2 separate regions of the Mus musculus genome follow, and region 1 is linked to region 2. A link is a loop called in an ENCODE intact Hi-C map of the cell type or tissue named here. Cell type or tissue: left cerebral cortex. All regions are shown on one strand. Links, peaks and the distances in the headings refer to the core of each region. The heading gives the core; the rest is flanking DNA. Region 1 has its middle 190 kb from the start of Gm30957. Region 2 holds the start of 9230102O04Rik (RIKEN cDNA 9230102O04 gene).

Evidence for each region. Hi-C counts contacts between places; a loop is a spot of excess contacts. Peaks named below come from ENCODE experiments on the same cell type or tissue, not always from the same donor. Only the 100,000 strongest peaks of a DNase experiment are listed, where the experiment ranks them.
Region 1: it touches region 2 in a loop (2.9-fold over the local background); 11 of 42 quality-filtered maps call a loop at or near these places.

Annotation. Positions count from the first base shown.
Region 1 is chr2:8,753,239-8,756,046 of GRCm38, reverse strand. No RefSeq gene overlaps it. Among named protein-coding and RNA genes, the nearest start is that of Gm30957, 190 kb to the left of the region's middle. In left cerebral cortex, for the core only: a CTCF peak has its summit at 1,711 (motif pointing left); a DNase peak (open chromatin) is centred at 1,705.
Region 2 is chr2:9,887,887-9,890,694 of GRCm38, reverse strand. It overlaps 9230102O04Rik (RIKEN cDNA 9230102O04 gene), which reads left to right and starts at 1,155. Exons shown (of 4, transcript NR_040511.1): 1 at 1,155-1,483. It also overlaps a transcript of Gata3 not described here. In left cerebral cortex, for the core only: a CTCF peak has its summit at 1,290 (motif pointing right); a DNase peak (open chromatin) is centred at 1,319.

The DNA.
Region 1 (2,808 bases), core at 217-2,716, 1.1 Mb after region 2:
TACATTAATTTGCAAATACAAAGATATCAGGAAAGCCCCAATTCACATGCAATTTTAGTAAACATGCACACAACGCCACCTCCCATTTTCTTCCAAGTTAAAAATACATTCAGCTCTACTTCCGTTCGTCAATCTGGCACTCCAGTTCCTCCATGAGTGTGTCTCTGTTGTCTGTGTATGAACACATGTGTCTGGACACAAGATCATAACAACTGGATTTATTTGTGTTTTCAAATCATAATAAGTATTTGAAGATTTTGAAATAGTTTTTTGCTCTCTTATATCTCTAATTAGTTTTCAAATTTCTATTTGTAACTGTAATGTTTTTTTTTTTTGACCTAATGCATTTAACAGGTCTCATACATAACAAGAATAGAGTGGACAACAGTACACAAGGTACCTAAGTCTTGCTTTCAACTGTGCAAAATTTCAACTCAGTCCAGGCCTTGAAGCTCTTAGACAAAGTCCCATGGGGAAGAAGTGAATGTATTCTCTTTGGTTATGAAGAATATCTTTTCCCAAATGTATATGATTAATTAAGGCACTGTAGGAAGGAAACATGGAAAAGATTTAAAAGTTGGCTTTATCCTGTCTAGTTTATCTATAGATCTAAAATGGTATCTATGTATGTTTCCTCTGTCAGAGAGGCCTAGGATAATAAAAAGATGCAATAGTTACGTTTTTAGTCATATATACCCATTAGTTATGAGAATTTTGTACTTGAGTTCTATTTACTAAGAAAAGCCCATGAAACTGACCAAGGTTTCTGGAAGTTAAAGTAGGAGTACATTTCCCAAGAGAAATAAAAGATATGTCTTCATTGTTTTGTTGTTCACATTTGTAGAATATTATCTCACTTTATTGATATAACCACCTTACTGTAGTAATGAAAATAATAATCTAAGATCACCCCTTCATATGAACTAGAAAAGCTATTTACACTTAGATGACTTCTATTCGGATGGATACACTTAAACCTGTATTTCCATGAAAAAAAGTTATTATTCTAGCCTGTGGTAAGGTCTCAAACCTTGTTATCATTTTTAAACTTTGAATTTGTTAGAATTCAAGTGTCTACACATTTATCTCCCCTCAAAATTTGTTGCAAAGCCTTCATTACCATACATATTTTAACAATTTTCCAAAATATTTTCTCTTCTCTTTGTCCATTTACAACAAATGGATCCTGGGAAATGGAAGCATTCTTAGCTCACTGTCTGAACTGCACTTCTGAAGTGTGTGTCCATATTATTGCAAGTTATCTATGGGCCAGGGGAAGATGTTTTAGGCAACGAGGTGCTAAAGAGAATGAAGGATAGCACTACTGCTGTGTGACAGACAACAGTCTAAAGGATACTTAGGTTCTCTGCAAGCTTTCACTAGCAGAAGGCATTAAGGCAATTCTGCTGGTACCTGCTTTATTTTCTACTACATTTTATTTTGCCTTTTCTTCCTCATGCACTTGGTACCATACAGTTCATGATTGGCTGGGTATAAGGGAACATTAGTAACTGTCTTAGCTTTGGAATAAGTCCAAAAGCAAGAAATGTAAAGAGGACATATGTTGTGTCATGAACATAACACAAGTGTAGTTTGCACCTGATTATCCTGAGAAACTTGGGGACCAAGAGCTTTGGCACTAAATTGCATTATGGGCACCAAATTGCATTATGGGCACCATGCATAGTTTGGAGAGAAAAGCTGCCATTGCCACCCAGTGGCAACATGAATTATTGCATGTTCATGTAAATCCCATTTGCTTTGCCAGAGACCCATATGGAGACTGGCAAGGTGTTAATGCATTTTTAAAGGACTAGAAAGTACCTTGTATATTTTGGTTGTGAGTCTAGCCTGTAATGGCCAAACCACCTCTCTTATATCGCTAATTTGTTTGATTTCTCCTTGTCTCTACCTTTACAGGGAAGTTTTCCCTAGGTTTAAAAGAATGAATCATTCTATACAGATAATATCTATCAATATTTAAGAACTACGTGGAAAGATCTTAAGTGGACCACGGATACATACATATTATCATGGGGTTTCCACTTACTAAAATGTTCAGCACTAAATTTCAGATATACAAGTGCTCATTTTTGCCAGTGCTTTGAACACACTGACAATTTATAGGAGACAACAGTTCCCACCTGTGTGATTAGTTATACAAACTAGTAAAGAGCCAGACATAAGAGACACTTATCTTGTGACAATCTTGTGATAATATATTTATTTATTTATTTATTTATTTATTTATTATTTGCGAGTGTATTCATGGAAGGGGGCTCACATTTGTGGATTGGTTCATATCGTGGCTTATATGGGAAGTTCACAGAATATCTTTGTGAATTTAGTCTTCTCCTCCTTAATTTATACTGATTTGATGAATGAAACTCAGGTTCCCAGACTTGCATAGTAATTGCAGTGCTATCTTTACCCACAGAACTACCTTACCAGCCCTGGTCTTACATTTTAGTATTCTACATAAAGAAGAATATTTCTACTACCTTCTGTGTAAGAGCTGATGTTAGTCTCATTTAAGTTTTGAATTCACTAGCAATTCAAATTGTCTTCCTTTTTAAAGCAGCTTCTATTACAATGGTGTTTATTTTCTCCTGTAACACACAGATCATTCAAAGGGCTACATTGTGCAGCTGCCAGCTGCCTATCCCTCTGCCTTTCTACTAGACTTTAAAAGAATCTTAACCTGAAGAGATAGGACATATTCAGAGTTCTCCAACCTTGGCCTCCCATTCTGTATAACTAACTCTTGCTCCTTCATCTTAAAACTCTGTAGACATAGTTAGGTCTCGA
Region 2 (2,808 bases), core at 143-2,642:
AGAGAGAGAGAGAGAGAGAGAGAGAGAGAGACAGACAGACAGACAGACAGACAGAGACAGAGAGACAGACAGACAGAGACAGAGACAAAGAGAGAGACAGAGACAGAAATTGAAATTTCAACCGGAAAGCAACTCCGTTGTAAAATCAGACAGCGACTCGTGGTTTCTTAGAGCACTATCCTTGTACTGTGCTCAGGCGATGTCCAGTAATCAGGAATAAATGCCTCAGAGCCTTTCCCTCACTTCCCCCTTCATCTCCACTTTTTGTTTTCCTTTTCGACACAGGGGTTCTCAGTCCTGCTTTGTACACCAGGCTGACCAGCTAGAGACCCACCTGCCTCTGCCTCCGGAGTGCTGAGGACAGGGCAATCTATTAAAGGGGTGCTACTGCGCTGGACCCTCTCTCTTTACCTCATTCCCTTCCCACTTCAATACTCCCCCCCCCCGCCCCCCAACTCCCCTGTCCACCCTTCTGTCTGTTAAGAGAATCAGATCATGCCTTTAGCCCCAGCCAGACCACTGTAGTTCTTAGGATTTTCTTTTTTAGCCTCCAAGTTTCTTTGGAAGCCCAACTTCCTCCAGTTAAGACTTTTGGGAGCAATGACGGGGTTGGGGGTGGGGCACGCGACCGCATTTTCACAGCTCTTTACGTTTTAGAGCAGTGTTCAATCCGGAGCCGGTGTCGGCAGAAGGGAAGGAGCGCGGCGAGGCCGGCAGAGCAGACCCGAGGAGACCTGGGGGACAGAAGGTGCTCGCGAGGGAGCTTTAGTAAGAGGAGTGGGAGAGGGAAGAAAGTCTGCTTTGGTTCGGAAGTGCCCCTATAGGACGTACATTCTAAGGAAAAAGAGGCTTTCAAATTGGAGGCGAACTTGTTGAAGGTAAGGAGAAAGAGGAGGAGGGACAGCAGGGACCTTAAAGGGGGACAAGAAGCATTGAATGGGAAGTGAATGGGAAGCATGGGGAAACCGTAAAAAGCCCCACCCGCCCGCGAGACCCAGAAGTGAGATCTAGATACCGCTGGGTGCAGGGGATTGGGAGGATCAACTGTTGTAGTCACGTGGGCACATGCGTGCCTCTCTGGTCTCTGCTCCAGCCCCCATCCAGTCGCGCGTAAGGAGGAAGGGTACTTGTGTCTCTTACGCTTCCCGGAAGCCAGTCACATCTTCCCAGGACCCACGGCTTTCCTGGACAGTTCATAGGGTGCATTAGGGCAACAGGTTGGGCATAGGTTGTTAAGAGCATGGCTCCAGCCTAGTCCTCACAGCTTACTGGAGAGTGTGACTCTGCCACTTGGTGGCGGAGAGCTGGAGCGACAGGGCTGGGGACTGGCAGGATTGCTTTGGCGAAGATGGTTCTTCCGGGTTCCCCAATGGACCAGAAGATCCCCTTCTTTCCTTTTGCCAGATTGGCAAATGGTGTTCTCAGCTTGCTCCACTCTTGGGTTCATCGCACCCCAGAGGACGCCCCGCCGAGGCGCAGACGGGTTGGTGTCTAAATGGAAAGAATTTCAGGTTTGTGGAGGTAGAGACAGGTCGCTGACAGTATCTAGGAGAAAAGCGTGCCTATCCTGGTATCACCCACTCTGCAACGTGACATCCATCACCCGGTAGCTCTCGCCACTCCACGGGTGCCGACTAACACTTTCGGGACTCCCAGCTTCTCCTTTCTCCTCTGTCTTCCGCCCCACCTCAACAGTTCCGTAGGCTCTGACCGGTCTCCTTCTCCCAGGAGTTGACCACCCCAAAGCTGAACACTGAGTCACCTCTTTCTACCCAACCGGTTGGAGCAGCCCCAACTTATTGACTTCATGGTTCAGCCACGGACAAAACTTTGTTTTATTTCTCCCCAAGGATATATTTATTTTAAAAGTCAGCCTCCATATTTTTTTTGCAAAAATATTGTGAAGGGAAAATTCAACCTGCCAAAACAAATGGACCCTGACCCTTTTCTACCTCGGTGTTTGAAGGGTTTCATTTCACTCTAGCTGAAATGTACTCGTGGTAGATTCTCTTGGTACATGATTCAGATGCCCTTGCTATTGGATGGGAATGGGAAGGTGTGTGTGTGTGTGTGTGTGTGTGTGTGTGTGTGTTTACTCCAAGCAGGACACTGCAGTTATCTGGGTCCTGGGTAGGGCAAACAGCTTCATTTCCTTTATAGAATTTTCCCTTGACTGCTTCTAGTTCCTGTTTTTATTTTTTTATTTTTCTCCTCAAAAATAAAATTTCCTCATGAAATAATTTAAGACAATTGGGACCCATAGGATCCTTTTAACTCTGATGAATATTCTTCTATGCCTGGATTAGACAGCAGCAATCAAGTCCAGCCAAAAACATTCAAATTCTATTTTACTAATCCCGACTAAAGGGTGGTGGTGGCCGCTGCAGCAGTGGTGTGAAGTAAAGGCAAAGAGACTACTTTTGGGAATGGGGGTGCCCGTATAAACCCAAACCTTGAGAGAAAGAAAACACTTTTGAAGGCTTACTAGTTTGTTAGCTCTTCATACGATGTTCACTCCTGACCGTGCCCATAGAACCTCTTATTGAACCATTTGTTCAAAAGTGAGAAGAAAATGCTTCAAACACGTTTGTGCCTATGATAATGGCCCATTCCACAGGGCAGTGTCATTTATAGTGTTAATTCCAACCCGGTCTGGAGACAGTGGGCTGGCTTTGTAGGCACCAGGAGCAGGTCACATTTCAGGCAATGTTTCTTGCCCACCCGGTCCAACTCAGTTTCACACACCTCTGATGTGCGGTTTGTGTGTTTGCAAAAGGGGATGGTATTCATTCCCTCCCTCCCCCTCCT